Regions from separate parts of the Homo sapiens genome. Here region 1 is linked to region 2. A link is a loop called in an ENCODE intact Hi-C map of the cell type or tissue named here. Cell type or tissue: A673. All regions are shown on one strand. Links, peaks and the distances in the headings refer to the core of each region. The heading gives the core; the rest is flanking DNA.

Region 1 (14,985 bases), core at 4,302-12,301, 340 kb before region 2:
ACAAAGAAGTCTGGAGTTGGCCCTGCCTCCCAGGATCTTCCCATGTCAAAGGAGTGGGAGGAGGAACACATAAGGGGCTAAACAGACAGGGGCTGATGAGGGTCCCCTCCCCAGTCCCCACCAGAGAGCTACAGGCCACAGGCCACAGACCACGGTCTCCCAGGAGGCCTCTCTCAGAGCAGGCTGGGCCTGGGAACTTGCTCACCATCCTGTCAGGAACTACAGTTGACCCTCAAATAATGCGGTGGTTGGGGGTGCCGACCCCTTGCTTAGTTGAAAATTCATGTATAACTTTTGACTTCTCAAAAATTTAAGTCCTAATAATTTACTGTTGCCCAGAAGCCTTGCTGAGAACATGAACTGTCAATTAACATGGATTTTGCATGTTATGTGTTATATACCATAATCTCACAATAAAGTAAGCTAGAGGAAAGAAAATGGTATTAAGAAAATAGTAAGGAAGGGAAAATGTATTTACTATTAATCAAATGGAAGTGGACCATCATAAAGGTCTTCATCCTCGCCATGTTCACCATGAGTAGGCTGAGGAGGAAGAGGAGGAGGAGGAAGGAGAATCGGTCCTGCTGTCTCAAGGGTGGCGGAGGCAGAAGAGGAGGAGGCAGGAAGTGCAGGCACTCTTGGTGTAACTTTTACTTTATGTGGATCCACGTATAAGTGGATCCGTGCAGTTCAAATCATGTTGTTCAAGGGTCAACCGCATCTGGTTCAGAAACTCCTCTATGTGCCCCTCATGGCTCAGTCCCACCTGAATACGGCCATAACGAGGCTGGCCGAGAGGCACAGATCGGAATGGGGTCATTTCCTTTGATTTCCTTTGATGTTTTCAAAGGTAGAAAATAATTTCGGGCCTTTTCTAAGAAGCACTTAGCTGTGGGCTGGAGGTTGGAGAATGTTCCATCTGCTGGAAATGCTAATTAGAGGCAATCATAACCCAGACTTGACCTGCCAGGGCACACTGGAGTGAAGCGGCGCCCTGGTGGGAGGGTGTGGGGGCAGCGGAGCCCAGGCCGCAGGGCCACGTTCTGCCCCAGTTCGGGACAACCTGAACTGCTGGACTCAGAGACAGCAGGGACTGAGCTGGGAAACACTCACCTCACTTGCGGGTCAGGACTCAGGGGCAGGTCAGGGCTCAGTCCCAGGGCCCCTCCACGTCATGCAATGCTTCCCACTGCTGTTAGAAAGTAGCAAATGATTTCACTAACCCCATGTTCCAGGGGAGAAGGAAAATTGTACCTGCATGAAACGTGACAACACCGTCACGCGTGGTGTCAGCTGGTTGACAGCCATTTGCACCCTCCCAGCGCCCCTCCCACCCCAGTTGCTTGAATGTGATCTCGCTACCCAGAGGGATGCCTGCCCCTTCCAATTGCGGCTTCGGGCAGGGACACGGGACATCAGTGCTGGGTGACTCTAATGAGGGCTGTAAGGTTTGCGACCCGCTGTGGCCTGGGCCTTCCAGGGTCCCGGCAGAGCCCTCTGCTCCTCAGACCATCACCGGCCTGGCCCCAGGCTAGGGGCCTTCATGGGCGTCAGCGTGGGGCCGGCGTCCCGCCTTGCCTGTCTTCCCTGTCCACCTCACCTTCGCCCCCGGGGGTGGCTGCCGAGTGGGGCAGCCACAAGTTACTTGAATTAGTGCCGCCCAAGTGCCTCGGGTGGGAGTGGGGGATGCTGCAAGGGACGCACCGAAATATGAATGTCCAAGGTTTGTGCTCCTCAAAGAACAAAACCATTCCACAGGAGTGCCACTGGGAGAGGGACAGGCGGCCACAGGCGAGGGGGCCCCTGGGTCTGGTGGCGGAAGGGCTGTGAAGTCCCGCTGCTCCTCCCTGGCCTCTGCTGTAGATCTTTGGATGGTTTCCACCCCGCTCCCACCCCACGTATCCTCCAGCCCCACACTCACATCCCCTTGGTGCCGAATGTGTCCTAGCAAAGCAATCAGTGGACGTATTTTTAAAAGAAAACTCATTTACCACGCAGGCCTCTGGAGTCGTTGATGGAATAGCCCTCCTCTGAATGGAAATAGTGGTGTGATAGCCTCCCAGGAGTTATTATTGCACTGACACTGCAGCAGGCTAATAAACCCCGGAGGGGTGCGACGCGCGCTGCCAGGCAGTTCTCACATCTGGATGAGGAGCCGCAGATGCCGCGGGGGCGCGCCTGCAGCTCCCCAGAACGGCCACCGGAGGGCACCCGCGCCCCCCGAGCCGCGAGGCTGCCTCCACCGAGCTGGAGAACAGGCTCCCGGGGCGGGGGAGGGCCCCTCTCAGCGGACTCCAGACAGGGGGGAAAGCAGCTTGCCCGTCCTCCTTCCGTGCCCCTCCTGGGTTTCTGAAAGCGGGTTTCAAAGCAGGGTTGGAAGGAGCTTGGATAGCACACGCCACTAACTCAGAAAAACCTTGTTAATGGTTACTTTGAAAGTCCATGAAAAATGCCTTCCAAACACATCAGAATGGGATGGCACATGTCATTTCTCTTTTGGAGAAGTCAGTGAGTTTAGCTCCAAAACCCCAAAGGCGTTAAGAGTCGCGGCTCCTCCCTCCGCCTGCTGCTCCCAGGCACACGCTGGGCAGGCTCTTCTCTGGCTGCCCCCTCTGTGCCCCGGGTTGCTCTTGCCCTGCGGCAGCGCCTGGCCTGTCGGCTTCACACCCCCAGTGACTGTCCAGCATCTACCAGGCAGCAGGGCCCAGTTCATGCTGTGGGTTGAGCTTGATGCTGCTTCTTCAGGGGTGGGGGTGATGCGTGTGTGGAAGACACCAGCTGCTCCTAGAGATCAGACACCCAAACCGTCAGTCCTGCTGTCTGGAGCACCATTTTGAAACAGAAACTAGGACCCTCAGAAAATATTACCATCTTGCAGACCAATGGGCAGGTGTCCCATCCCCGTCTGAGATGGTGTCACCCCTGCTCAGAGGCCTGTGAAGCCCCACACATTGTAGAGGTGTTTCCTTAGGATTGTTAGAGCCCTGGTGCGTTCTGCAGGACACACTCTTAGTTAGCTAGTTGGTTTTTAAAAATGCATTTAGTTAGTTTTAATTTTACACGTGCATGCCTTCAGTGAAAACGAGAGCTACCAATAAATTGGATGTTTGTTAAGGAAAATCCCCGCAGCCCCCGAGGAAGGAAGGAACACTCTCCAAGGATGTCTCCCTACCCGGAGCTCTGCTTTTTACTTGTGAGGACCGAGCCCCTTCTCCTGGGAGCCAGTGCACTGCCTGTGGCTCAGCATGAGGCAGCGGGGAGGGCCCAGGACCAGAGCCAGGCAGGAACACAGGTGGCCCGGCAGGGAAGGCTGCTCTGGCCCTGCCTTGCCTCCCCACCCAGTATTGCCCAGCCCCTCAGAAGCTAGCCATGGTAAAAAGGCTTGGCTCAGGAGGGGCTGGAAGGACTGAGAAAGGAGAAGGGTCAGAGCCAGGGCAGAGTGAATCTGTGTCTCTTCTGATCCCAGCACAGGACAAAAGCTCTTTAGAAAAACAACTTTCAGGGGTTTAATTCAACACTATCTCAGTCCCTAGGCCAGACTCATGAGATTCATCCCCTGGAATTCAGTTTCCCCACAGATGTTGCTTTTGGCCCCATTGCCCTGGAAGCACTCAGTCCTTCACAGATGTTCTGAGGACAGGTGGAGGTGAAGTCCTTTAGGAGGGGCTGGCTGGGCCTCAGCAGCCTTCTGAGAGGACGGAAAACGGAAGGCCAGCAAGGGTGCCATGGATCTTGGGTCCTCTCTGTCCCATCTCCCCTCCCATACCGCAGGCTTGGACTGCACTCCTCAGAAGGTGGGGTCAAAGCTGTTCTCACCCTTCCTGCTGGCAGCTGGCACCCCAGGCCACCTCCTCCCACTCTTGCCACCTGCCAGCCTTCCAGAGAGACTCAGCAATACCAGTTATTACTGGTCGTATACCTATTACCTGGGTAGAGGGATTCTCATTTACACAGTTGGCTCCCTCGTCCACATATGATGAAATTCTATGGGATAACCCTATGCTGTTGTGTTGGCAATGACAGCAGAGAGGACATGAACCTGGTGGTCTCACAGGCAGAGACCCATGTTGCTGAATTCATGATGAGATCTCATGATCACTCATGATGAGATCAGCACGTCTCTCCCCTCACACGTCTGTCCCTGAGCTCACCTATTTGTGGAACTGGGTAGAGGAGCACACCAAGATGGCAGAGAAGGCCTGGAATCCAGATGAGAGGAGAGAAAAGTATGACACGCAGCGAGGCTTCCCTGAACACCTTGGTGCAACTCACACATTCACAGATATTTCATTAGGAATATGAACAAAACTGTCAGAATTCCAGAAATCGAGGGGCAGGCATTCTCCCAGGGGGATGCATGTAGCAGGTAGAGATGTGAACCCCAGTACCAGAAGAGGTGGGCATGACACACAAACACCCCGAGATCAGATGGCAGAAACCCGGCCCAAGCCAGCCCAGCGCACCTAGTCAGTTCCCGGGGACTGTGGAGATGCTGCACGGGCTCAGCGCGAACCTTGCTGCACGGGCTCAGCATGGGCTCACGGCAGAACCCAAGCACCCAGGGGACTCCACGCTTACCCGGAAGGGAAAGCGTTCTCTGCCCTCAGAAACATACACCGTGGACGCTGCCTTGTACGGAAATACAGAACACACTTCCCATCTGCAAGGTGTCAGAGCGCGGGGCGCGGGGCCTGAGTGCGGGAGAATGGCTGGAAGCAGTGAGAAGCAGCCTGGGGTCCAAGGAAGGCAGGACGTGGGTGCTAAGCGTAGGCCGTGGCCCACATCCTTGGGGAACAAAATGGGAGGATTCCTCCTTACAGTTTGGGATCATGGAGCAGAGCCAGCCTGAGGCACACGGCGGGTGAAGACGGGGCTCAGAAGGAAGCTGTTTGTCCTGTCCACCCCGTCACTTCCCCATCAGAGCGGAGAGAAATGTCAAGGGGCGGGTGGAAGTGGAAGCTGCCTTGATCGAAACCCAGGGAGGAGAAGGGGAAATCCTCAGCGAGGGCCCTTGGAGCGGGTGGGGAGCAAGGGGCTTTGATCACTCAGCGGGGCCTTGCCCTTTCTGGAAGGGTGTGCGGTCTGGGTGGGCGAGTCTCAGACCGCAGAGGATCCGGCGCCTGCCCCACTCTGGAGCCGGGGAGCCCTGGGCTGTGCTCTAAGCAAAGCCTGCAGCCCCCGGAGGGCGCACCAGGGGCCCAGGCCACCCCCGGCCCTGCACCCACAGCCTACGGCCCGTCCCCCCGCAGTGCCAGGGCGGTTCCTTCAGTCCTTGACCTTCGCAGAACGTAGTTCAGATCCTCAGGCCCAGCAAGCGCCCCTCTGTTGGCGGCCGGGGGCCGCGGGGAGTTCGCCCCTGTGGGTCTGGGCCCAAGGCGCTGCCCGGATGATAAGGCAGCTTCTTCGGCGGCCGCTCCTTTTCCGCCCCGTGCGCCCAGGGAGTCCACGTCACGAGGAGCTCCGGGTCCAGGCTGGCCGAGCCGAGAGCCGCGGGGCGTGGGCAGGCGTGGACCCCACACCACCTTGCTCCCTCCTGGCCCCCCGCCAAGGCGATGTCGTCGCCTGGACTCCATCCCCTTGTCTTCCCTGAAAGCCCCCCCCCGACTTCCCTTCCATGTCCTTCACTGTTTTCTCTCCTCCTTCTCTTCCATGTTGTCTTCTGCTGAATATAAACCCCACAGCGGGTAAAGATGGCAACCCCAGGGCGCAGCCACCCCGCGCTCCCGCTCGGCCCCGCCAGGTGGCGCTGGCGCGTTCTTTCCGCGGCGCGGGGCTGAGCGGAGCGGGGCTGGGCTGGGCGCAGCGGTCCCGGGGCTGGGAGGGAGGCGGCGCATCCACACAGCTCCGCCAGGTGCCAGGCGTCTTTCGTGTGTCATGTTACTCATTACTCATAACACGAACAAAACAAGACTGCTGGGCGAGGTAAATATCGTTAGCTTTTCTAAATGAAGAAGTTGAACACTATGGCATCTGATCGAGAAAAAAGAGGGAGCTGGACCCCCTCCTGGATGGGACTGCGGGCAGGCGTGGGAACTGTCATCAAGGCATCCCACATGGCCCCTAGGTAAGCACGAGTGAAAAGTCTCAAAGGGAAGGGAGGAAAAACAGAGGAAACGGGCAGGGAGTCACAGGCTGACACTTCGCGGTTCTTTACAACCTCGGTCTTTCTCTTGTCCTTCCACTCTAGGGCTTGAAACCTTCCCTCCAGGATTGACTCTGATGCCCCTAGACCCTGCCTACAAGAGGTGCCACCTCCCATGCAGACCTCTGGGTGATGCTGGCACAGGGCTAGTCCATCTCCCATGCAGATCTCTGAGTGATGCTGACACAGGGCTAGCCTATCTCCCATGCAGATCTCTGGGTGATGCTGACACAGGGCTAGCCTATCTCCCATGCACATCTCTGAGTGATGCTGACACAGGGCTAGCCTATCTCCCATGCAGATCTCTGAGTGATGCTGACACAGGGCTAGCCTACCTCCCATGCAGATCTCTGGGTGATGCTGACACAAGCCTAGACCATCTCCCAGGCAGATCTCTGAATAATGCTAGGTCCTTTTTGAAGAAACTGAGAGAGAAAGAGAGGGGATAGAGAGGAGACAGAATGAGAGTAGACAGAGGAAAGAGAGAGCGTTTCCATTTTGGCATCTGGGCCAAGAAATGCAGCCATATAAAACTGTTCTTACCTAAGCTTTGATGTGGCATCAGGGATGAAAGTGCCTTCCCTAGCTTCATAAAGGATGTCACACAAATGCAGAGAATCAGGCAAGAACCCAAGAAACCAAATCACCCAAACCTCTGTGTGACTCCTTCAGGGTTATAGACCCTGAAAGTAAAGTCAGAGGCAAAAAAGGGGTTAAAAAGGAGACTCGATTGCCTAGTGATTCCAGGAAAGAATCAAAGGGGTGAATGTCACTGAGCATTCAGGGTTAGTGTCAGATGCTTCAGCCAAGAAATCGCACGGCAGGTCATTAAATGAATTTAGCTGGGATTCTGGGTTTTACATTGTGGTTAATTAATCTATGTAAGTATTTATAGTAGTAATGGCAGAGCAGGGACCATCAGCCAAGACAAGTCATTAGAAGGCCAAGTTGGGCAGGCCTGCAGATGGGTGGGGAGGGTTGGGACTGGGAGTTTGGCCTTGCAGGGAATCACTGTGTTCTGGGCATGGGGGTCAGGGCAGAGGTGGGCTGGGGAAATTCACAAACAATCCCAGAGCTCAGGAGTCAACACCCTGGGCAGGCTGACTGCGAGTGGGGCAGAGGCTGATTCAGGGGATTGCTTTCCTCTTTCTTAGTTGTTCTGTCTCTGTGAGGGATGAGGAAAAAAATCTCCAGCTGAAAAATGTCACCTTCAACCTGACACTGGAGCCAGAACATTTACAAATCTGCCTGTCACCATGACAGCCTGACGGATAGCAACCTTAGCCGGGACGGAGTTAAATCGCCAGGATAAGTCTTGCAAAAAGTTTTGGCTCTTAAGATTTTTATCATCAAGACAGGTTAAGGAATGGGGGGCATGGCTTCCAAACACGAAGGAGACTCAGGCCCCGTGCCTGACTTCCCAGGAAATCCAGCAGCTGCAGGATTATCTATTACCTGAGGGGAGGTGACAGGAGAAAATTACCCAGCACCAGCCCCATCTGTTGCTGAGCACCGTTTATTTCACCTTCACTTAATTCACTTGGTTTGTCATTTTTCCTTTGTCTCAGTGTCATCCACCCAAATCCTATGTATATATGCCCTGGTGTTCCCAGCTGGGCATTGTGGCTGCAGAGACAAAGCCTCGGGTATCTTTTCAATGAGCTGCAGTCACTATGGAGTGTCTCTCTCCTCCCCTCTCCACTGTCATTTCCTCCATAATTGATTAGAAACTGGAAGCGAGAGAGGAGAAGCTGCTTTTACAGCCTGGGTCTGCAGGTGGAAGCACATTCCTGTGTTTGACTTCGTCTCTGGAGACCTGTCTCTTTCAGGAAGAGGTGGAAGAGTATACATGAAGTATAGCAGACTTGTGTCACTAGGAGAGAGATTGCAAAATCTGGGCTCTCACACTATTCTTGGATGCTTGGTCACCCACCTCTCCCCGACTTTCGTTTTCTCCTCTGTCACATGGATCTAACACTTGTTCTCCTCCCTGCCAAGGTTGCTGTGAAGGCTCAATGAGACAGTATTTGCAGATGCTCACTACATCATATAGAGGCCTATTCAATGAGAACATGCATTTAAAGCAGTTAATGGTGCCTCGCATAGGAGAATTGTTCAATAAGGACCATTATTATTAGTGAGAATGTAAGTAATAGTGATGACTTGTTACCCTTGCAGCATCTACTCTTCCTCTAGTTCTCAAGCTACAGACCATTTTCATTCAACATTTATTCAGTCTCCACGGGCAGCACTGTATTCTGTCTTAGGGCTATGGTGATTTTTTAAAATGCAAACAAAATGCCATTGCTGGGTCTAGAAGCTGAGTCTGGTGGGAAAGGCCTGTGACAGAGTGGGAAGCAGGGCTTAGGTCTGCACCCAGCTCAGAGTAGGGGGAGTTGCCGGAGAAGTCCTGATGGAGAAAGTGACATCCCTCTGGGTTCTGAAGAGCTTAAGCCACCTGCTCGGTGGCGGGAAAGGGCGTGCAAGGCTGAAGCGGGAAGTGCAGTGAATGAGCTCAGGCAGGACAGGGAGCTGGGCCTGGGAACCACGGGCTGGCAGTACCTCCGAAGGACGGCTCCAGAGCCGAGACTGGACGTGTGGACAGAGGAGCTCTCGCTGAAGGAGCAGATTTGGTTTTATGCCAAGACCATGAGCTTTGCGGAAGGGCATAAAGGCTTTTAAACAGGATCAGGTGAGCCTGATGATCACTCAGGATTGGGTGGGGCGTGAATGCAGAGGAAAGATCAGCTGACAATGTAGGAATCTGGAACTCGCAGAGAAACTGCCTGCCCTTGGGACTCGCTCAGCGCCCTCGCAGCCGGAATGGGGCCTGGGAAGGGAGGAGCCCCAGCAGAGGGGCAGTCGGAGAGCCATGAAATTGCGACCTGCTGCCACCAGAGGGCAGTGTTGGACGGGCTGGGAGGAGCGCCGCCGCCGCCGGGAGGGTGCAGGAGAGAGCTGTCTGCCAGGGGAAACGCACGATGCGTTGTCCAGGACATTCTCACCTGAAAATGCTCTGGGCCACGGACAGGCTGAGGATTTTAGTACCCACCCCCCCGCCCTGAAAAGAAAAATCTCTGTGACGAGATAGGCACTGGGTTTGTATAAGAATTCAGAGTGTGGCCTTAGTGTCTTGGCCAGGCACCCAGATGCCACCTGCACACCTCTGGCTTGGTGTTGGTTTTATTGTGCTTGTCCTAAACCTAGCAGCTCCCCCTGAGATGATGTCAAAGACTGGACTGGGCTAGCTCAGAAAGGTTTCCTGAACGAATGACTTTACGCAAACCTTCATGCCGGCACATGTTTTCATACAGATTGTCTCATTGAATTTTTAGAGTGATCCGATGAGGCACATATTCAGGTTTTATAAATGCAATTCAGAGAAGTTACATGATTTTCCAGGAAATGAGGTTGTCGGGTTTTGATCCAATAGCTCAGACTCTTTCCTCTGTACCCAACAAACCTTGTCAGTCTCCTTTGTCCTTTGAAGTGGGGTGTTTTTCTCCTCCACAAGTGTCAAATCTGTGAATAGAGCATGTTTAGGAGCAACTTCACCGGCATGCCCACCTTGAGAACTAGGGGATGGAGCAGCGGGTCGGATGGAGAACCAGAAAGATTGAGCATTTATTGTAACAGAGGTCTTACATGGACGTTTCCCACGTAATCCTTAAGGCAACCCCATGGGTAGGATTATCATCCCAATATTCCATTGAGGAAAGAGGCTCAGAGAGGCAAACTTTCCCAAGGAAACACAGCTAGTATATATCAGAGGTCTATGTCCCTTCACTCCTGCGCTCTGGACTCTGATCCTGTCCCAAGAGTGACAGCAGCTGCAGTATGTGTGCCGCTCAAAGGACAGGGCTGGAGTGCATGAGAAAAACTGGACGTGTGGTGCAGAAAGGTGCATGTCTAATTATCATTGCAAACAACTAGCCTCTCAACAGAAAGTGTTGTTGATGTGACAGACATGAAAGAACCCACAGCCAAAGGGAGCCGGCCCCCAGGGGAAGGAGGGCGAATTGTACTTGGGACAAAAAGAGCTAACAGCCTCGGAGAGAACAAATGTCCTTGGTAGTATGGGGTGTGGGGTGATGTTGGGTGTTCATTGTCACGTGATGACTGTGGAAGGATGACACAGCACAGGACGCACCCGGGGAGGCCAGCAGGAAGGAGAGTTGAGTGCAAGTCCGGGAAAACAAGGCTTGATGATATGCTTTTGTATGGGAGTCTCAAGTTGCTTGAGTTAAGGTTGTCTGGGAGACATGAGTTACACCAGCACCCAGCACCATTACTTACTAGGCTCCAAAGAGGAAGACATATCAAGTTGTAGGGGCCTTCCCTTCTGCCCACAAGCCTGGATCAGACCACACAACATTGTGTTTCCATTTTCCATATGGATTCTGGACTCTTTCCAGAGAGTCATTCTTTCTCTATTAGTCCTTTTCTTTCGTACACCCTGTAGCTAAGTGACCCTCCACTGTACCTAACCTCTCTGAGCCTGATTCTCATGTGATAAATGTGGATGATACTGCTCTCCTAATGTGACTGCTATGAGAAGGGAAAGAATTGGCATAAATAATAGCAATTAGCTGAGGCAATGGCCCATGTTAAAGCCAAATAAATGTTGGTTTTATCTCTTGTTTCACCTTTGTGTCTCAAACAGGCACACCCACGCATGCACACACACACACACACACACACACAAGGCAAACCACAACCCTTGCCAATAAATCTATGCTAAGTCAGAGTTAACTTAGAAAATCAACATGGTGCAGAGGCTTTTAAAGGACTGACATTCCTCGGGTTATGGAAAACAATAATAATAAATCTTAAGGAATGTCACCTTGCCCCTGGCACTGAAGACAAGAACCCGTTTCGTTAGTGGAATAGCCCTGAGTATATGGAGAAAAGCGACAGAGATGATCTGTTCACAGCAAGGAGAGAGTGGCAGTTTTTAGACGAAGCCGGCTGGGGGCACGGTGGAATTGCCATGTAATTGTCAGGCTCTTTGCTTATTAATTTCTCAGATTTCCTTTCAAGATAAGGACACAAGGTAAGATGGATGTGAATATAATAAGCACAGAGATTACAGTCATTACAATTTTAGAATGAACTGGAAAATGTGGACACATCAGTCTGCAGCCAGTCGGATGGGTCTCTCAGAGCCTCTTGGAGACCACTGAGGGCTGCGGCCTGTGCCATAAGTGTGGGGCAATTTTGAAAGCCTTACTTGATCTACCGTTGCAGCTTCATCCAGAGTACTGTCTGATTGTTTTACATATTGGCTGATTATTTTCCATGCCCAGGACCTTTGGTAACCTTGGAAAATTGTTGGCCCTCCATTATCTCCTCAAGTATCACTTCTCAGCCCTCTTTCTGAAGCTCCTGTTAGGCATGCGTTGGGTCTTCTCACTCTTAACTGCTATTCCATAGTCCCCATTTCTGTATTTCTGGGTGACTTTCCGGGATTTATCTTCCAATTCAGTAATTTTATTTTTTCTGACAATGTTTAACCATTCCTTGAGATTTTGAAATTTTCCTGACTTGATTTTTTATTTTCAAAACTCTATATACTAGGAATGTACTTTTCAATGTCCTTTAATTTATGTATTTGATTCTTACGTATTTCCACATGAATTCCTGCATAGTCCCTCTTGCGTTATTTAATTACTTGCCATCCACAGGAGCCTAAGAAGGTGTGGTTTGTGATTTTTCCTCATGATCAGTTGTTTTCTCCTGTGCTTGGTAATTTGGACTATGAGAACAACTTCAGGAGGAAAACGTGGGAACTAGAACTCGTGTGTGGCCTGGGAAAGAGCATGTTCCTCCAAAAATAGTTCTATATTTGCCTCTGTCAGGGGCTCCAGGAGTGAATCCACATAGGAAGTATATATCTGAATCCCAAATTCACCTGCAGCACAGACCTGCAATTACACATTCCCTGCAGAGACACAGCTGCTTCATCCAGAGCTCAGGTCAAGACAGACAAAGTTCTTATTGCCCCCATGTTAATATTGGGATCTTTTTTCTAATTCAACTTTTAGAGGCTCTCTAAGGTTCCAACCTTATGGAACATTCCACAACCTTCCAGAGTGAAAGTGTCATTCAGTTCCTTGCCTTAGGTTCCTGCTATACCCTGGCCACCTAGGGCACAGGAACAGAAGGTGTACCCCCCACCCTACCCCAGTGCTCACACACTCACTACTCTATTTCATGACTCCTTTGTGTCCTGGGTCCTTGGAGAATTCCCTTGTTCTCTTGCAATCATAATCATCACTAGCGACATCATCATCATCATGATTGACATTGACTGAGCCCTTGTGCTACATGCGTGCTCTGCTCTAACCACTTTCCATGAATGCCTCATTTCACCCGCATAACAACACGATGAGGCAGATGCTGTAATTATTCCCATTTTACAGATGAGGGAATTGTGATTTCCTTTAAAAACCAGACATTTCCCATTGGAAAAAAAAAGTCCTAAAGATTTAGCTAATAATTTTATAAGAGGACTAGGAGAAAGCCAAGGAGGAGAAGGATAAGGAGTTCACAAAGGAAAAGGATTTTCCAAGGTGTACATGGCGAGTTCGCATCAAAGTCAGAACCAGCGCCCTCCGTCCTTGCTCTCAGCCCAGTGCCAGGCTTCCTTGTTAGGAGTATTCTTCTCATGAAATTCTACTGATTTCTTACATTGTAGCCCAGATATGATTTGCTGAGGGATATCTGAGAGAAAGCCTATGTGTCCTTTCCATAAAGCGTACCTTGACTGCTTTTTTCAAATCTCTCTCTTGCTACTGATCTTTCTAACTTACCTTGATATTGGGAAGTGTGGTCTTTGGAGCCATGAATGGAGAATTAGGGAATTAGGGAAACATGAGAGGTGGTGGAATTAATTCATTGTATCTTGATTATGGTGGCGACTATGCAGGAATATGTGATTGTCAAAATTCATTGACTTGTTCACCTAATGTGTGTTCATCTTAATGCTTGTAAATTATACCTTAACAACGTTAACTAAAGAAGTAATTAAACTCCCACATTGGACAAGGAGGGATCTAGAGCACTGAATCTGCACAGATTCTCTGAGCTCAGTCTAGGAAGAGAAGTGGGGCTGAACTATACAGAAGATGTTGAAATTAGAAACGTACTTTCCAGGAATAAATTAAAAATTGAGTTTTTGTCCACCTACAATAATCAGGCACTGTGCCAGGTCCTAGGACTGTAAAGAAAACTATCTCTGATATAAGCTTATAATCTAACAGAGAAGACAAAAAGTAGAAAGCTTAAATTCAGTGAGTAAGTGCTATGATAGAGGCAGGAGTGGGTTGCAAAGGAGAAGCATCAAATACAGATGAATGGCACAAAAGGCTTTCTGTAGGACATTCATATAGAGCCTGAGAAATCAGGAGAACTCCTCCAGGATCACTAGCTGTATTAGTTCATTCTCATGCTGCTAATAAAGACAAACCCAAGACTGGGTAACTTATAAAGGAAAGAGGTTTAGTTGACTCACAGTTCAGCAGGGCTGGGGAGGCCTCAGGCAGCTTACAATCATGGAGGAAGGGGAAGCAAACGCGTCCTCCTTCACATGAAGGCAGGAAAGAGAAGTGCCAAGCAAAAGGGGGGAAAAGTCCCTTATAAAACCATCAGATCTCATGAGAACAGCATGAAGGTAACCACCCCCATGATTAAATTACCTCCCACCAGGTCCCTCCCACTACACCTGGAGATTATAGGAACTACAATTCAAGATAGATTTGGGTGGGGACACAGTCAAACCATATCACTAGCCAAAGCAGCAGGTGTGTGTGTGTGTGTGTGTGTGTGTGTGTGTGTGTGTGTGTGTGTGTGTGTGTATTCAGTATCTTGAACTAGACCACTGCTCTTGAAGATCTCTTGACCATGTAGAAGCCAGGATAACACATTTAGCTGGAAGCTAATTGTGAAGCTGGGAAATTATGCATGTATAGTGATGTTGGGCACAAACTCATGTTATGTTCAGGTAACAAGCAGAGCATTTTGGGTTCCTTTCTTTAGGAGTTGTCTAATTTTACTTCATTTGTTATTTCTGATTATATTGGTTACCAGCCAAAAAATTGTCTTTCTTGGCCAGAGATTCAATGCCTTATTCTAAATGTAAGGAAAATCCTTCCTTTTGTTGAAACTTCAGAAACTTTCTAATTACCTGCCTTTATTCAATACCTCAAAATCAATTGTATGCCTGTCATAATGTTTGCATCCTAACACTCTCTTCTCCTCATTCCACACTTTGTCTCTAAGAGATCCCCCTTTCTCCCATAGTTTTAGCTACCTATAAGTTCACAACTGTTCATTCTATATCTCTCGCCAAGACCTGTCTTCTTAGCTCCACTTGACCCAGTTGCTTACTGGGTTGTTATGATCTTCTAGCTTCATGATGACCTACTTGTTTATTGGGTTACAATAATGGCAAAGACTTACACTGTGCTTACTGTGTGCCAGGCACATATTAATCCATTTAATCCTTACAGCAACCCTTTCAGGAAGGTGCTAGTATTGTATAGCATCCTGTTGGATGCCTTCCAGGCACCTCATCCTCAGTGTGTGCAGAACTGATGTAACCCTTATTCCCCTGAAACCTGCAACTCAACCTTCTGTACTTCACATTTTATTGACACCATCTTTTAACCAGGTGCTCAAACATGAAACCTAGAAATTGTCCTTGATCTTTTCCATACGCAACCAATAATTTACCACCAAAAGTTTTCCCTTCAACTTTTCTTAGGAGAAGTAGCATCATGTAGTGGCTGCAGGTTTTGTCTCTGGAGTCAGACAGCTTAGATGTGAATCCTGGTTCTGCCATT
Region 2 (14,985 bases), core at 3,966-11,965:
TGTATGGGTCACAGTTTCCTCTTTCCTTGCATATCTCATACTTTTTTTAAGTGCACGTTTTAGAAAATATATTTTAGCAAATATTCCTAGCCTCACTTTTCCCGCAAAGGTTGTATTTTGCTGTTTTTTTCTGTTTATGTCTTTCCTTGTTTAGCAAACTGGCTAATCTGTGGACTCTGTCTTCTTTGCTATGCATGAACAGTCACTAATGTCTTAGGGATTTTTTGATGTTTTTAAATTTTCTTTAATTTTATATCCTGTTTTAATTTTCAAGTCTCTCTTCCCATAGGTTGCCCCCCAGGACTGAGTTGACATCCAAGGCTTAAACAGAAGTTGTGCTCAACCATCTTGAGCCAGTTAGTCCCCTTCTGATAGATTTGTGTATGGGTAGTGAAGCACCTTCAAAGTGCGGACCATTTCCAATGTCTCCTGATATTTGCTTCCTACTGAGTCCTGTCATGTCCTTTCTGCTCAGGTTTCCAGCTTCAGTGTCAACTAAGAATATAGGCCTGACTTGAGCCCTCTCCAGGCTATGGTGTGTTTGCATGCAGATTTGTACTTGCCTAGCCCTGAGCAGAACCTGGGGTAGTCATTGGCCCTCCCCTCTAGCCTTTGAGAGAATGACTTCTACCAACAGTGCCACTGGCTGTGGTGTCACTCACCATTCAAAGTAAGTGAGCCTCTGAACCAGGGCAGAGATGCCACTGGTCCTCAGGTATTACCCTACCCTGGAGGAACCTCCATGACTGAGCTGGGGCTGGAGTCAGAATACCACAGAGCCCCACAGTTCTTAACCGAAGTTCAGAAGTTTCACAAGAACATATGCTTCTCAGATTGTTAAGATTTCGTTCAATTACCACTCCACTGGAATGGTTGATTTTGTCAATTTTGCTCGACTTTATGCTCTGTTTTCTTGGACAGAATATTTGACAGTCTTCTTTCTTTGCCATAACAGAAGTCACTGGTCTTTATTTAGCACTGTTCTCAGACATTTATATTTGTAGCTTTGGGTGATGTTTCTTCAGAGTCCGCATGATATTCGTTATCACAGCTCTCTAAATTTGTAAGTACACTCTTAGTCCCACGTGGCCCTGCAAAGGACACTACCCACTCTTTGCGAGTTCCCTTGTGCTCAACTAAGAGCCCTCTAACACTTAGGTCCCTAGATCCTACCTCTGACTGTGAAGTAAATTACAAGTTCATGTTTGTTGAATATAATAATGTCAAAAGACAGTCCCTAATCCATGCTTCTCTTGAATTCCCTGGTTAAACTCAGGGGAAACATTCCACAGACAGCTTTATCCCTGAAGTTGTCATGTGGACTAGATACCTGTAACTGCATGGAATCAAGTACAGCAGGAGGAATCTAAGAAAATGTGCACTGTGGTCCTTTAAGATTTGAAAGATGCAATTCAAAGGCTGTTAAGACCTTCAGCTGGTGATAATTGGATTTGTAAGTCAGTGCAACATGTGATAAAAATGCTCCTGCTGGATGGGATCCCGGTTTTCTTCTATCCTTCCTATTAATGTGATAAATGTTACTGTCTCAGCTGATAGGGCCACGTTGGCTAATCAGATTGGAATCAAGTTTGAGTTCCTCAGGCTGGCTCCATGTGAAGCTCATGGGAAGATGTTAAAAAAATACTATAGAGAATACAAGGAGGACCTGGGTTTGCAGAGGGGAAAATTTTACTTTGATTAGGAGGCTTTGCAGCGTGGGGAAGACACATTTACCATAGACCCTAGTCACGTGCTGCCGCCTGGGCATGTTATATCTCATGGGGGACTGTGGGACATTATCTCCATTGTTACTGGGCACATGCCATCGTGGAGCCTGGGGAGAAAACAACAGCAGCTCTCCATGTGGGTTTTGGGGCAGAGAGGAGCCAAAATAATGTTGGAAAATTAAACCTCTCTTAATTAAAGCTGATGGCAAACAAACACAAGTAATAATGCACTACAGCTGGGAAGCACAAGTTCAATATGAAGCTGAACAGCTGTGAAATTGAGCCTTCTGGTCACAGCTGGGCCTGTGAGAAGGCCAGAAACCCTGGCAAAGGTGTTGACCCTGGCTGCAGGGCTGGCGGGGCTAGGGTGGGCAGCCAGAGTGGCTTGCTCTCCTGGTTGTTTTGGAGTTTGCGCCCGCTCCAGTGTCTAGCTCTCTTTGCATTTCCAGACTCCTTCTCACCAAGAGCACCCCTCTGTCCGATAGGATTATTCAGGGTTCTTCTCGAAGTGAACAGCGTTATTGCAAGCACTAGAATTGAGGGGATAGAGGGAAGATATGCTTTGTTGTTGTTGTTGGTTTTGTTGTTGTTGTTGGTTTTGTTGTTGGTGGTGGTTTTGTTGTTGGTGGTGGTTTTGTTGTTGTTGGTGGTTTTGTTGTTGGTGGTGGTGGTTTTGTTGTTGTTGTTGTTGTTGTTGTTGAGATGGAGTCTCACTCTGTCGCCCAGGCTGGAGTGCAGTGGCGCGATCTCGGCTCACTGCAACCTCCACCTCCTGGGTTCAAGCAATTCTCCTGCCTCAGCCTCCCGAGTAGCTGGGACTACAGGTGTGTGCCACCATGCCCAGCTAATTTTTTTGTATTTTTAGTAGAGATGGGGTTTCACCATGTTAGCCAGGAGGTCTCGATCTCCTGACCTCGTGATCCGCCCACCTCGGGCTCCCCAAGTGCTGGGATTACAGGTGTGAGCTACTGCACCCAGCATTTTTTTTTTAATGTAATAAATTTCCCACAGAGAGGGAAGGAGGATAGGGTATGTTTGTTTTGTGTTTTTAAAATTGTTTGCTCTCTGCATTTCCCCAAAGACATCCAGGCTGTGCCTTTACCGTCAGCTTGTTTCTTTGGTCAGTGTCTGCCACTGTGTTCCTGACCTACAGACTTGAAAGGCTTGTGCAGTTGTCCTGGCCTTCAGTATCTGAGGGGCACTGGTTCCAGGATTTCCCTCCAATATTAAAATCTGCAGATGCTCAAACCCCTTACCTAAAATCGGAAATTATTTGTAGAAAATCTATGCATATCCTTCTGTATACTTTTAGTCAACTATAGATTACTTATAATGGCTAATACAATGCAAATGCTATATAAATTTTTACTGTATTGTTTTGGATTTTTTTGTTGGTTTTGTTTTTGAATAGTTTCGATCCCCAGTTGGTTGAATCTATGCATTTGGAACCCGTGGATAAGGAGGGCCAGTCATATAGGGCAAATGTGGGACTGGCTTCTCTCTAAAGAGAGGGATAAAGTACACCTCAGATGCGCAGATACAGTCTGGCTGCAGTTACACTGGGATAGGTATATTCCGGACTTTCCCTGAAGTTGTCAACTTCTGACTCAGTCACATTCTTGACCTCTGAGCATGTAGCTATCACTTTCACTTGCATATTAGCCTTAGTCCTCTTACTCATTTGTCTGTCAGATTTAGTTGTTCTCTGTGGAGGTTAGGAACACACACCGACTACAGGCACTGAGTGTCAGGATTGTCAGGATGGACTAGACTATGCTGTGGAAACAAATACACCCTGAGATCCTAGTGGCTTCATGCGATAAAGTGAATTACTAGTCTCCTTATTGCCTGGAGTAGGTTGCACAGACCCACAGAATGTCTCTCCACTGACTGGAGACTCCTGTGTCTGAATTCCTTCCCTCGTGTGGCACCAGCACCTTGGAGTCATGGGATTCAGCTACAGAGGGGAGAGAGAGAGGCTAGAAGGCTGAGCAGTGGGGTAGCAGGAAAGATTGAGCAAGATGTTTCATGTCCAGGCCTAGGACTGGCCTTTCTCTTCATCTTCCATTGTCATGTAGTCATTCACATGCCGTTGGGCTCACGGTAAGGGAAATTGGAGAAAGAGGTCTGCCATCCTGTGTGCCCAGAATTTGGTGGGCAGGTGGTCAGTCTGTTCTACATTTTAGCAGTCTACCCAATTATTGAAGTCTTAGTGCCTGGGCTTGAAGGGATCTTTGGAAGCAATTTTGTAATTCTTTTATCTGCACCTAAAACCTTAGACTAGTGCTTCTCAAAATGTGGTCCTGGGACTTGGCAGTGAGCATCACTTGGGAACTAGTTAGAAATGCACATACTCGGGCCCCATTTCTGACCCATTGTACGAGAAATTCTTGGGGTTGAGTCAAGGGATCCACTTCAAGCAGCCCTCTGATGCTCCCTAAACTTTGAGAGCCACTGTCCTAGACCGGCAGTTCTCACTCCACTGTGACTACCCACTGGGATTGCCTGGGGAGCTTTGGAATGTTCTGATAGCTGGGTCCATAGCCACAGATTCAGACCGAATTGGCCGGGGGTGTGGCCTGAGCTGAAGATGAGAAGCATTGCCCTAGAATGATTATTGAGGAATAGCTTTTATCCTGAAGTTCTCTGTGAAAATAGATTTCATATGGCTCCATTGGCACTTACTAATCACTCAAAGGCCATGGGAGCAATTGATTTTCATGTCCTAAGCCCTTCCCTTCCCTTTCAATTGGAAGCAACCTCCCAGCTTTGCATAAAGTACAGACAAAATAGAGATTTGGGAACTTAGACATGGAATCCTGATTCTGTCACTGACTCATCACGTGGCCCTGAGTAAGCCAATTAATTTCTCTGTGTCGTGTGTCTGTAAAACGGGAGTAGTAACACTTGCCCACAGATGTTGCCAGCATTATCTAATTAATGAGCACAGAGTGTTTGGGAAATACAAAGTACTGTACAAATGCTAATCATTATGATGAATGCGGTGCATTTTGCAGATATAAAAGTGCTGTGTATATGCTCATAATTATTATAATTATTGCTAATACCGATAATATTCCTACTGCTAATGTATTTCCCTGGCAGTAAGAGCTTAGTGTATTCTTTGGGTTAACATCTTGCCCCGCATGATCAGGAAGTCTTGCTAAGCAGCTGTTAAATGCCCCTGGCTTTCCACCTTTCAGAAAAGTATCATTCATCAGGAGTACAAATAGTCACGTATGTAAACCATCCTGGGGTCCACTTATATGAGACATCCCTGGCTGTCAGGTCACTGCCAGATCATGTTCAAGAAGCTCTTTTTAGGTTCCAGAGGTACCCAGAATGTAGAGTCATCTGCTTTTTCTTGTATTTTCATCAGAGGTATTTTTTTTCCTTCTACTGGTTTTTTATCTACAATAGCTTTGTCATCTGCTTTCATATGGTGCTAAATGTGCTGAAGAAAATTCTAGTGTGTGTTGGTGAGTGTTACTAGGTTCCAATGCTGACAATTCACAGATATTATCTGCAGCAATTGGTGTTGAGAACAAGACAATTATTTTTGCTGTGGTTTTGTTTGTTCAGTTTTAACTTGGGTTTTGATTGGAGGAGAAGTGTTGGGGAAAGGCAATTGTTTCTCTCTTCTCACTTTGCAAGAAGGGAACGGTATTGAGGATTGTGGGACTGGTTTGAACAAAGCAGGCAGGCTAGAAATAAAGAGAGCAAATAGATGACTTTAGGATGCAGTCAGCAGTTACAAGACCATTGTTTCTATCCTCATGTTCCTTCTGTCCTTCCGACACCCATTTCCTGGTTATTAGATGTGGACCTCTGTATTTTGTAGACCTTGTCTACGCTACTGCTTCCTGAATTATTCATAGCAAATTGGGCATGAAACTTACAAAAGAAACTCATCCTGAGAATTATCCCAATTTAGTACAAGGCTTGAAAAACAAACAAAAAGCAGAGTTTACTGACTGTCCATACCATAGATCCCTGATGGTCCAACTCTTGTCTCCATTTCAAAAGCCCTGATGATCCTTTTCCTTTTCCCCTTTTGTGGCCCCACATGATATATGAAATTTCAAGTTTCTTTGCCTTGGGCTGGAACTACAACAACTGATGAATTTGTGCTGATTGTCTTATGCTGATCTGAATCTCTGATTGATAGAGGAATCCCTGATAAATAAAAATGGGGAAATAACGATCAATTTATGTAGATCAGAATTTCTTAACGATATCATTTTCATTTTCTCTGAAGAACATATTTTAACATTTATTGCAAGGCAAGTATCCTGGCAACAAATTCCCTCAACTTTTGATTGTCTGAGAAAGTCTTAATTTCTCTTTCACCTTTGACGAATAATTTTGCTGGATACAGAATTCTAGATTGGTGGTTCTTTAGTTTTAATACTTTAAATATTTCACTCGACGCTCCTCTTCCTGTATGCATGGTTTCTGAAGAGAAGTCCAATGTAATTCTTATCCTTGCTTCTCTATTGGTAAGCCCTCTTCCCCGACCCTCAGTTTCTCAAGTTTGCCTGTCTTTGATTTTCTGCAGTTTGAATAAGATATGCCTAGGTGTAGTTTTTTGGTATTTTGATTAGTGTTCTCTGAGCATCCTGAAACTGTTGTTTGGTTTCTGTCATAAATTTTTGGAAATTCTCAGTCATTATTGCTTCAAACATTTTTTCTGCTTCTTTCTCCCATCTACGTCTAGTAATCCCATTGCATGTATATTACACTTCCTTTTGTAGTTGGATATTCTGTTCCATTTTTTTCAGTTTTTCTCTTCAAATTTCAGGTTTGGAAGATTCTATTGATATTCTTCAGGTTCACTGGTTTTTCCTTGGCCATATCCAGTCTATTGATCCATGGCATTCTTCATTTCTGTTGATTTTTTTTTTTATTTCTACCATCTTCTTTTGAATTCTTTTTTACAGTTTTCATTTTCTGCTTACATTCCCCATTTGTCCTTGCAAGTTGTCTGCTTTTTCCATTAGAACTCTTAGCATATTATTCATAGTTACTTTAAATCCTCAATCTGATAATTCCAACATCTCTGCGATATCTGAGCCTGTTCTGATGCTTACTCTGTTTCTTCCAGCTGGTTTTTTTTTTTTTTTTCGTCTTATAGTATGCTGGTGGTACTTTTATCTTTAAAGCCAGACATGATATACTGGGGTAAAAGAAACTGGAGTAAATAGATTTTTAGTTTAAAGTTTTATGTTTCTGGCTAGGGATCAAGCTGTAATTATTGCTTGTTGTAACTGTGTCAGAGGTTAAAGTTTCCTCTGGTGTTCTTGTTTTTGATTTCCCTGTTGTCCCTAGAAATTTATTTTCAAATACCATCTGAGATACAGAATTCTTTCATTTCCATTCCCCTCTTGTTATGATGAGCTACTCCTATGGATGTGACCATGGGTGTGGGGGGAGGGAAATCTTCTATAGAGCCATGAGTAGGCCTCAGTATTTTACTAAGCCTGTGCCCCTGCGCCGTGAGCTTCACAAGTGTGTCTCAGGGTTGCTTTTCTTCCCCCGCTCAGGTGAGACAGGAAGTGTAGAAGGGGCTGCAGTTGGGTATTTTCCCTTCCCTGCATCATTAGGCTCTGGTAATATAATTTCTATTGAGGGCAGGCCTTCATAAGAACAGGATGCATGTGTCATATTTCAAAATGGCTGCCTTTGCTCTCCCCCTGCTGGATGCATGAGGGGATTTTTCTTTGATCCTTACTGTGAGAACCTCCTAGGGCTCTTGAACCTCCTAGGGCTCCTATTGAAGTGTGGAGTCTCCCAAAGTCTGGAGCTCTCATGTTTTGACCCCTAAGACTTGTGCACACTGAACCTCCAGCAACTCATCAGTTCCATTTTAGTTTTTCTATCCTGATACTGGCTCCCGTAGAGGGTTGTATGGTTGGTTGGTGTGGGTTTTTTTTTTTGTTTTGTTTTGTTTTTTTGCTACTGGGCTTCTGCTCTTATAAGTTGTGATTCTCTGTATCCACCTGTCTTTTCCAATTTAGGGGCAGTGTTTTGCTCTGTGACATCTCTGAGGATCTCTTTTTTTTATTTTTATTCTTTAAGTTTTAGGGTACATGTGCACAATGTGCAGGTTAGTTACATATGTATACATGTGCCATGTTGGTGTGCTGCACCCAGTAACTCGTCATTTAACATTAGTTATATCTCCTAAAGCTATCCCTCCCCCCTCCCCCCACCCCACAACAGGCCCCGGTGTGTGATGTTCCCCTTCCTGTGTCCATGTGTTCTCATTGTTCAGTTCCCACCTATGAGTGAGAACATGCGGTGTTTGGTTTTTTGTCCTTGCGATAGTTTGCTGAGAATGATGGTTTCCAGCTTCATCCAAGAGTTGTTGACTTTCGGTTTGGTCAGCTTTTTCCTTTTCATGTGAAAAGCATGATGATGATGACTCCAGCCTGTTTAGGTGCTTTAATGGAAGCTGGAAGGTGTTTGCTCCAATAATTATCACTTAACAAATTCAGTCCACATAGTCCATCAGTCAAAAAATAATCATATGGGCCTTTAGTTGTGAAAAAGTGGGAAATAGAGTGAACATCGGCTTATAGTTACTACTATTTGTTCTTATTAATGGACTTTTTTGAAGGAAAAATAAGAAAAGCATATAAGGGAGGGAGTGGAGGAGGTAGTCAGAGACGAGGAGTGGGTATAAAGTCATTTCTGCCTGTTATTCATGAGGAAAGAATTATCAGGACCTTCATTACCAGTCCTCGTGTTTACATAGGGCAGGCTTATTTAGGAGGCATCAGCAGTGTTCCACATGAATGAATTTGTCATATAACTAAGCTATCATCCTTTAAATGGAACTTAAAACATTGCAATCCTTTTTGATAGAGTTCTTTTTCTAAAATATATTATTGTTTTGTCTTATTGAGCAAAACATGGAGATTATCATTTGTCTTATTTTGTTACTCAGGTCATTATTGAAAACATCAGTCACAGAGTGACTCTGTTGTAATGTGGAGTAGGTAACTGAGGCCATCTACACCTAAACACACTCCCTGTCTGGCTTCATAATGCCTAGCTTAGTTACCCCTCTCCTCAAACACTCCTAAAACCCCTACCCCACCTACTCCACCTAAAATAAAATTAAATTTATTAATTACTATTTTATTTGTGTCTAAGCTAGTCCAATTATCTCCTAAAATCATCTCGTATATCACTTTGTGATATACATACAACAATTAGGAAACCCAAACCAAAACACTGTGCTGTAGGATAGGGAGAATGGAGCCTATTATTTAATTACTCACCAGACTTTATGCATGAAAATCGTTTTCTGGCCTATAGGCTAAAAAGTAAATACATGCATAATATGTCATTTGTACTGTGGTGTACTATGGAGAAAAATAAACCATGGCCAGGGGCTTAAATGGGACTAGAGATAGAGGTGGTCTTGGAAGCCCTCTTTGTTAAGATAATATTTAAGTAGAGATCTGAAGGAAGTGAAGAGGGAAGCCATTTGGATATTGTGGAGTTGGAAGAGGGAACCTCATATGCCAAAGCCCTGTGGCAGGAGTATGCTTTGGATCAGGAAACTTAAGAAGAAGATATGATTCTGAGAAAGGGAACAAAAGCAGGAGTGAGAGTGAGAAAGGGAGAAGAAGCAGGAGATGAGAGCAGAGAGATAGTGGGAAGCTAGATCACTGAATTAGTCAGCTAGTGCCACAATAGTGCTGCATAAAACTCATGGGCTTACAAAATAGCATTTTTTCTCACTTTGGACTTGTAGGTTCGCTGGGAGGACTATAGACTGAAAATTGGGCTCAGGCTTCTTCCACATATGTTCATTCTGGGGCCCAGACTGAGGAGCCAGCAGCTACTCACCCAGACCTGGTTGATGGAACACCAGGGCGCAAAATGACAAGCTAGCCACTCATGCACATTGCAAGCCTCAATCCTGTCTACAAACATCGTGCAGGCCAAAGCAAGGCACAGAGCCAAGCTCCAAACACAGTGGTGGGAAAGTATACCCTGCCAACAGTAGGAGGGGAAAAGATATGTGACCAGTTATTCAATCTACCACACAAACCAGAAAGAGTGTGGTTTTTGACTTTTACTCTTAGTGTGAACATCTTTAACTTTTACTCTTTTTGTAAAGGGAAGTCATTAAGTCATATTGATCTGACAAGTGACTTGTTCTTTTATTTTCAAAGAGTAACTCTGGGACCATGAGAATAGACTCCAAGGGTCAAGTTGGAGGCAAGAAGACCAGTAAGGAGACTGTTGCCGTATTCCAGATGAGAGGGGATAGTGGCTTTGACCATGGTGTAGGAGTGGGGATGGTATGAAATAGTCATCTTCTGGATTTGTTTTTCAGGTAGAGTTTCGAGAATTGGTTGGTAGATTGGGTGTTGGTATGAGATAAAGAGATGGGTCAAGGAGGTCTTCAAGGTTTTTGGGTGGAATGATGAGTAGGGAAGACTGGATGAAGTTCAAGTTTGAAGGTTGAGGGCAGGGAATCTGGAGTTCTACTTTCATCATTAAGGCTTGAGATACCTCTTAGGCTTTGCGTACAGATACCAAGTAGTCAGTTGTATACATGAATCTAGTGCTCAGGACAGAGGTGCAGGCTGGAGACAGGGTTGAATGAAAATTGATAATAGACTTAGACATGTCTTGGATGTTGAAAATAATATTTTACTCAGTGAGAGAGCATGATTTATATAATCTCTTATGTGTGAAAGTCTTTAAATCTTCTTGTTCTCATCTAGTTTTTCCCTCCAAAATGACATGCTCAAAGGCCCTCCCACTCATTAATCTTTCTCCTTCTCTATCTCTGTGTTTCATTTTTAATTGGCATTTTTGAAGACTAGTCTTTCTTTATTTTTATTAATTTATTGATCAACTGAAGTCTGTATTATGACTGCTGAGGTTATTAAAACTGTTCTGACCAAAGTTCTCACACTCTGCACACATCCCAAGTGGACTCTATGCTGCTGACTCCACCACTCCATCCCTCCGCCACTGACCATGCATCCACTACTGTGTTCAAGCCATTCCACCGCCTGTCTCTTCTGAAGCCCTCTCCCACTTTGGCTTCTGCAACTCTGCTCTCCTGGTCTTGTTTTCTTCCTGCTGTTCTGTGATGCTCTGGCTTTGTCTCCTTGTGCATGCTTTCTCTCCTGTGCTAACCCCTTATATGTTGGTTCTGTCCTTGACTTGAAGCTCTTAGCCCACTCTGTGGGAAGTCTCATCCATTCCTTGGATTTTCACTGCTGTTTGGGTATAGGAGCTGCACACTTCATTGTCTCTGACCCTGGCCCCTCCCTTGAATGTAGTGAAAGTATTTCCAACTACATGTAGGATATATCCAAGTCAATGTTCAGTGATACCTCAATTTCAACATATCCAAAATGAAACATCCTCTGGTGATTGGGGAGGTAAGAGCCATCGCTCTTCCTCTGTGTCTTAGTGACTAGGACCTTCTTGTAGGTGTCATACTCACCAATCCCTACTCCAACATCTGTTCAGCTCTGAATTGTCTTATAATGCTCTAGAGTGGGAAGTCCTCCAAGTCACCCCTTCAAGTTTTCATTTACTCATACTTTAAGATATCTGATTCAATCGGTATCTCCTCTAAGAAGGCTCCTCTGGGTTTGTAACTAGGATACAGCATTCTTCCTTGGTATTCTGCCAACATTTTATTCACATCTCATCATATTATGTTGATGTTATGTGTATATATTTTTCCCTAACATCCTAAGTTAAACTTCTCCAGGGAAGAATGCTGTATTTATCATCTCAAGTACCTAGATCAGTGTCTAACATTTAGTAGGATTTTAGTAAACATTTTTGAGCTTGACAGAAAGGATTAATTTGGATTAATGAACCCAACCAAAGGTAAGTAAAGGCTCAGATACAGCCATATATGCCTGGTCTTCTAAACCTCATAGCTTTACCTCTGGGATTCATAGTAATGTTGATCCATGCAAAAGCTTTTTCTTTGTGCCCACTATACACAGATAATGAGAGCACGCTCATGGCTGCGGGCAAGTAGCACTGCATGATTGACATGAGTTCTGACAACTCCTCCGAAAGAGAAAGTAGCCCAATCATCCCCAGCTAGATGATGAGTGTGTCTCATGTTATTTTCAGGCAATGTAAGGTTTTATTTTTGTCATGCACCAAATGGACTTGGTGTCAGGCCGTCAAATGTCTGGCAATCTGCCTAGCTGAAGAGATAACATGAGTGGTGAATAGAACATTATTGTGTGATAATGATTTCCAGCAGCTATTGAAGATAAATTCCAATGCAAAGTAGAAAGCTTTATTTCCAGGGGAGGAGATATTGATCCTGTGGCCACTGTAAATAGAATGAGAATTGCAGGTGTAGACAGAAGTCCAGTCTTGTCACAAACATTGAGATCTGACTAGCAGAAGGAACTGCCTCCTGAAGGCAAATGAAAGCCCACCTGTTTAGGAATTGCTCGTTGCTCCCCCTAATGCTGTCACTTTCCTGTAGGAATGTACCATGTGAACCAGATGCAGCGTGAGAAGCATATTACCAACACAATTCTTAAATGAAAAATCAAAGACCTCTGCAGATCAGCCATAATTGGCTGTGGTATGGTCCCTGGGATCTCGCTTGGTTCTTTAAGAAAAATGTTTTTATGAGTCAGAGATAAATCCGGAGACTGGATTACGGGATTTGTTTTATAGACTTAATGGTTGATTGAAAAAGAATCTCATATTCTTTATATACAATTTGAGATTGATGATGTGGTTAGTCTTCATTAGGTTTTGACAAACTGGTCATTACAACCTGTCTACTTCATAGAATATTCAGTTTTAGAAAGACCTTAAAGATCATCTCATCTAATTCTTTTATTTTTCATGAAGGAGACAGTGACCTTAAGATGGTCTTATAGTTAACTTGGACACTTTTTTGAGGCATTATCAAAATACATGACTTTCTTAAACCTTACTAGGATTGTGCATTAATGCAAAGCTGTTTTCTTTGGGATAGCACTTATTTCAGAATGAGAAAAATCTTCCCAGAGACCTTGCAAATGCTTCAAGGTCTGGGAATTCTAACTCTCTCTTGTTTCACAGGCTAGTGCACATAGTTTATATTCCTTCTGTGGATAAATGTAGACTATCTGGTGCTCTCATCTCTTTCCTGCCTGCCCAGAGATCACCTGCTAGTAGGCACTACCCGTCCTGGATTGCCTCACCACGATTTGCTTCACCCGTCTCAGGGGTGTCCTGAACTTCAGTGTGACAAACTTCAGGATGTATGTTAAGTGCATCTGTGCACCTCTTAGTGAAGGACATTTGCAGGATGTTGGAGATCTGTGGCTGGAAGATTAGCAGGTCAGAAGCTAGCTCAAGTGGGCAACTGGATAGTGGCAGATGGGTTTACATTCAATCCAGATGAAATCCCAGAGGGCATTTGGGTTAACCCTCAGCAATGGCTGGATGGTAACTCTGTCGTGTTTCTCCACCTTTGACACCTAGTTTTGCCATCAGATGGTTGTGAGTTTAGGGACAAAGGAACCTGGAGAGAGGAGTAGACTTTCTTTTTCTCTCCTCAGAGTCTCAGAGAAATGACCTCCCTGCTCCTGCAATGGACTATGCCCCACTTTAACTGTGCCGAGGCTGGATGCTTTGCCAAAGGCTTTCCTTGTTTGTTCCATTGATGACCACAGTTCTCCAGATCTTGACCTAGTTGCTAAATCCCTGTGCTGATCAAAAATGTTCCCACTACTGAGGGCAGATGATATACATTCATGATACAAGCACATAAACTCCAGAGGGATAGTGCCAATAGGAGCATATTTCTGGTCTCCTAGCATCTTGATTATTCAGTTTTAAACTTGTTTATGCTCATATTTCTGATGTTTTTCTTCCCATGGTTTTCATTAACAAAAAATAATCTGTTTTGCTGTTGTTTGCTTTGAGTAACTGAGAGGACTGTGGACTGAGAGAAATTTAAAATGTTCCTTTCTAAAAAACCGTACATGAACTTGATATTCAGGCTCTCCTAGATGTTCATTTTAATCTATAAGAAGCTGTGTTTATGATTCTGTCATACCAGAGTGAGTCCCCTCTTTTCTCTACTTCCATAGCTCTTGTTGTCTGTACCAGTCATTGGCAATTAATTATATACTGCCTTGTGGCATGATAATTTCAGTTTGTGTGTCTTTATATCATTGATGTAAGTGGACTCGGATCCTTGAGGGAGAGAATTGAGTGTCATGCTTCTTTGTTTCCTCTCTAACACCGAGCAGAATGCTATATGCATAGTCGGCTGTCAAACAATATTTGCTGAATGATCCACCACACAGAATTTCTTAATGCCTCTGCATAATGGTCCCAGAGATAATGTTGCATAAAAAGAGACAATATTCTTCCCAGTATTAAAATATTCGGTGAAATGCCACAATAGTGATGTTTCAAAGGTCTGCAGATTAAATGTTTCAGGGAATGTAAATTGGCTATTGGGCTATTGGCATGTGTGTGTGTGGCAGTGGGAGGGGTGTGTGTGTGTGTATGTGTGTGTGCCCATGTACATGTGTAATGTTCCTGTGTGCGTGAGCCCCATTGCTTTCATCTTGAATTTTGGAGCCCTCTGTCAGTCCCTCTGATTGAGGAAGGAGGATGCTGGCTGGGTAATGGATGTCTTGCTCTAGCTGGCAAGGCAGTAATGCTTCAACTGGAAAATCATTAAATCCCAGATTTCAGCCTGTCTCTCTGCCACCTCTCATCAGCAGCAAATCTGCTTTAACAGCTAAGAATTCCCTTATCTCTCCGTGAGTGTGGACCATGTGCTGCTGCTCTCTGTAGATGGGAGATAGAGCTGCATCATTACGCGGGGGTGACAAGGATGTAATTTACAGGCTCAATCAGTTCTAGTTACCATGTAATTACAGAGTTATTACATGGTCATTTGTTCCTGATGGACACCAGTGATCTCTTATCCTGTTCTACTGTGGTCTGTTTCTTGTCTTATGCTACTAAGGATATTTAGTTTCTTCTGCATGGCGTGTTAAATGGTGTACTAGGGAGGAAGGACAGAAACGAGTTGGGATAAGATGTTGATTATGCTGTGATGCTATTTGTTCTCCTCAATTGGCCTGGTGATAATAACAGCATGCTGTGGCTTTCCTCCCCTAGGCTCCAAGTTCACATTTTCTTCATAAGAGAGACTGGAGACAATATTGTACTTGGCAGCATGGGGGAAATTGGGTGTAAGGAATATTCTGACCCATTCCACTCAGCG

The links. Hi-C counts contacts between places; a loop is a spot of excess contacts. Peaks named below come from ENCODE experiments on the same cell type or tissue, not always from the same donor. Only the 100,000 strongest peaks of a DNase experiment are listed, where the experiment ranks them.
Region 1: it touches region 2 in a loop (5-fold over the local background); 8 of 110 quality-filtered maps call a loop at or near these places.

What each region holds. Positions count from the first base shown.
Region 1 is chr11:131,685,966-131,700,950 of GRCh38, forward strand. The region is part of intron 1 of NTM (neurotrimin); the gene reads left to right. Among named protein-coding and RNA genes, the nearest start is that of NTM-AS1, 30 kb to the left of the region's middle. RefSeq lists a silencer at 2,092-2,301 and an enhancer at 4,704-5,227. In A673, for the core only: CTCF peaks have their summits at 5,726 (motif pointing right), 5,925 and 9,023 (motif pointing right); DNase peaks (open chromatin) are centred at 5,746 and 9,036.
Region 2 is chr11:132,021,411-132,036,395 of GRCh38, forward strand. The region is part of intron 2 of NTM (neurotrimin); the gene reads left to right. Among named protein-coding and RNA genes, the nearest start is that of NTM-AS3, 130 kb to the left of the region's middle. In A673, for the core only: CTCF peaks have their summits at 7,426 (motif pointing left) and 7,629; DNase peaks (open chromatin) are centred at 4,581, 5,551, 7,421 and 11,842; H3K27ac peaks cover 3,123 bases.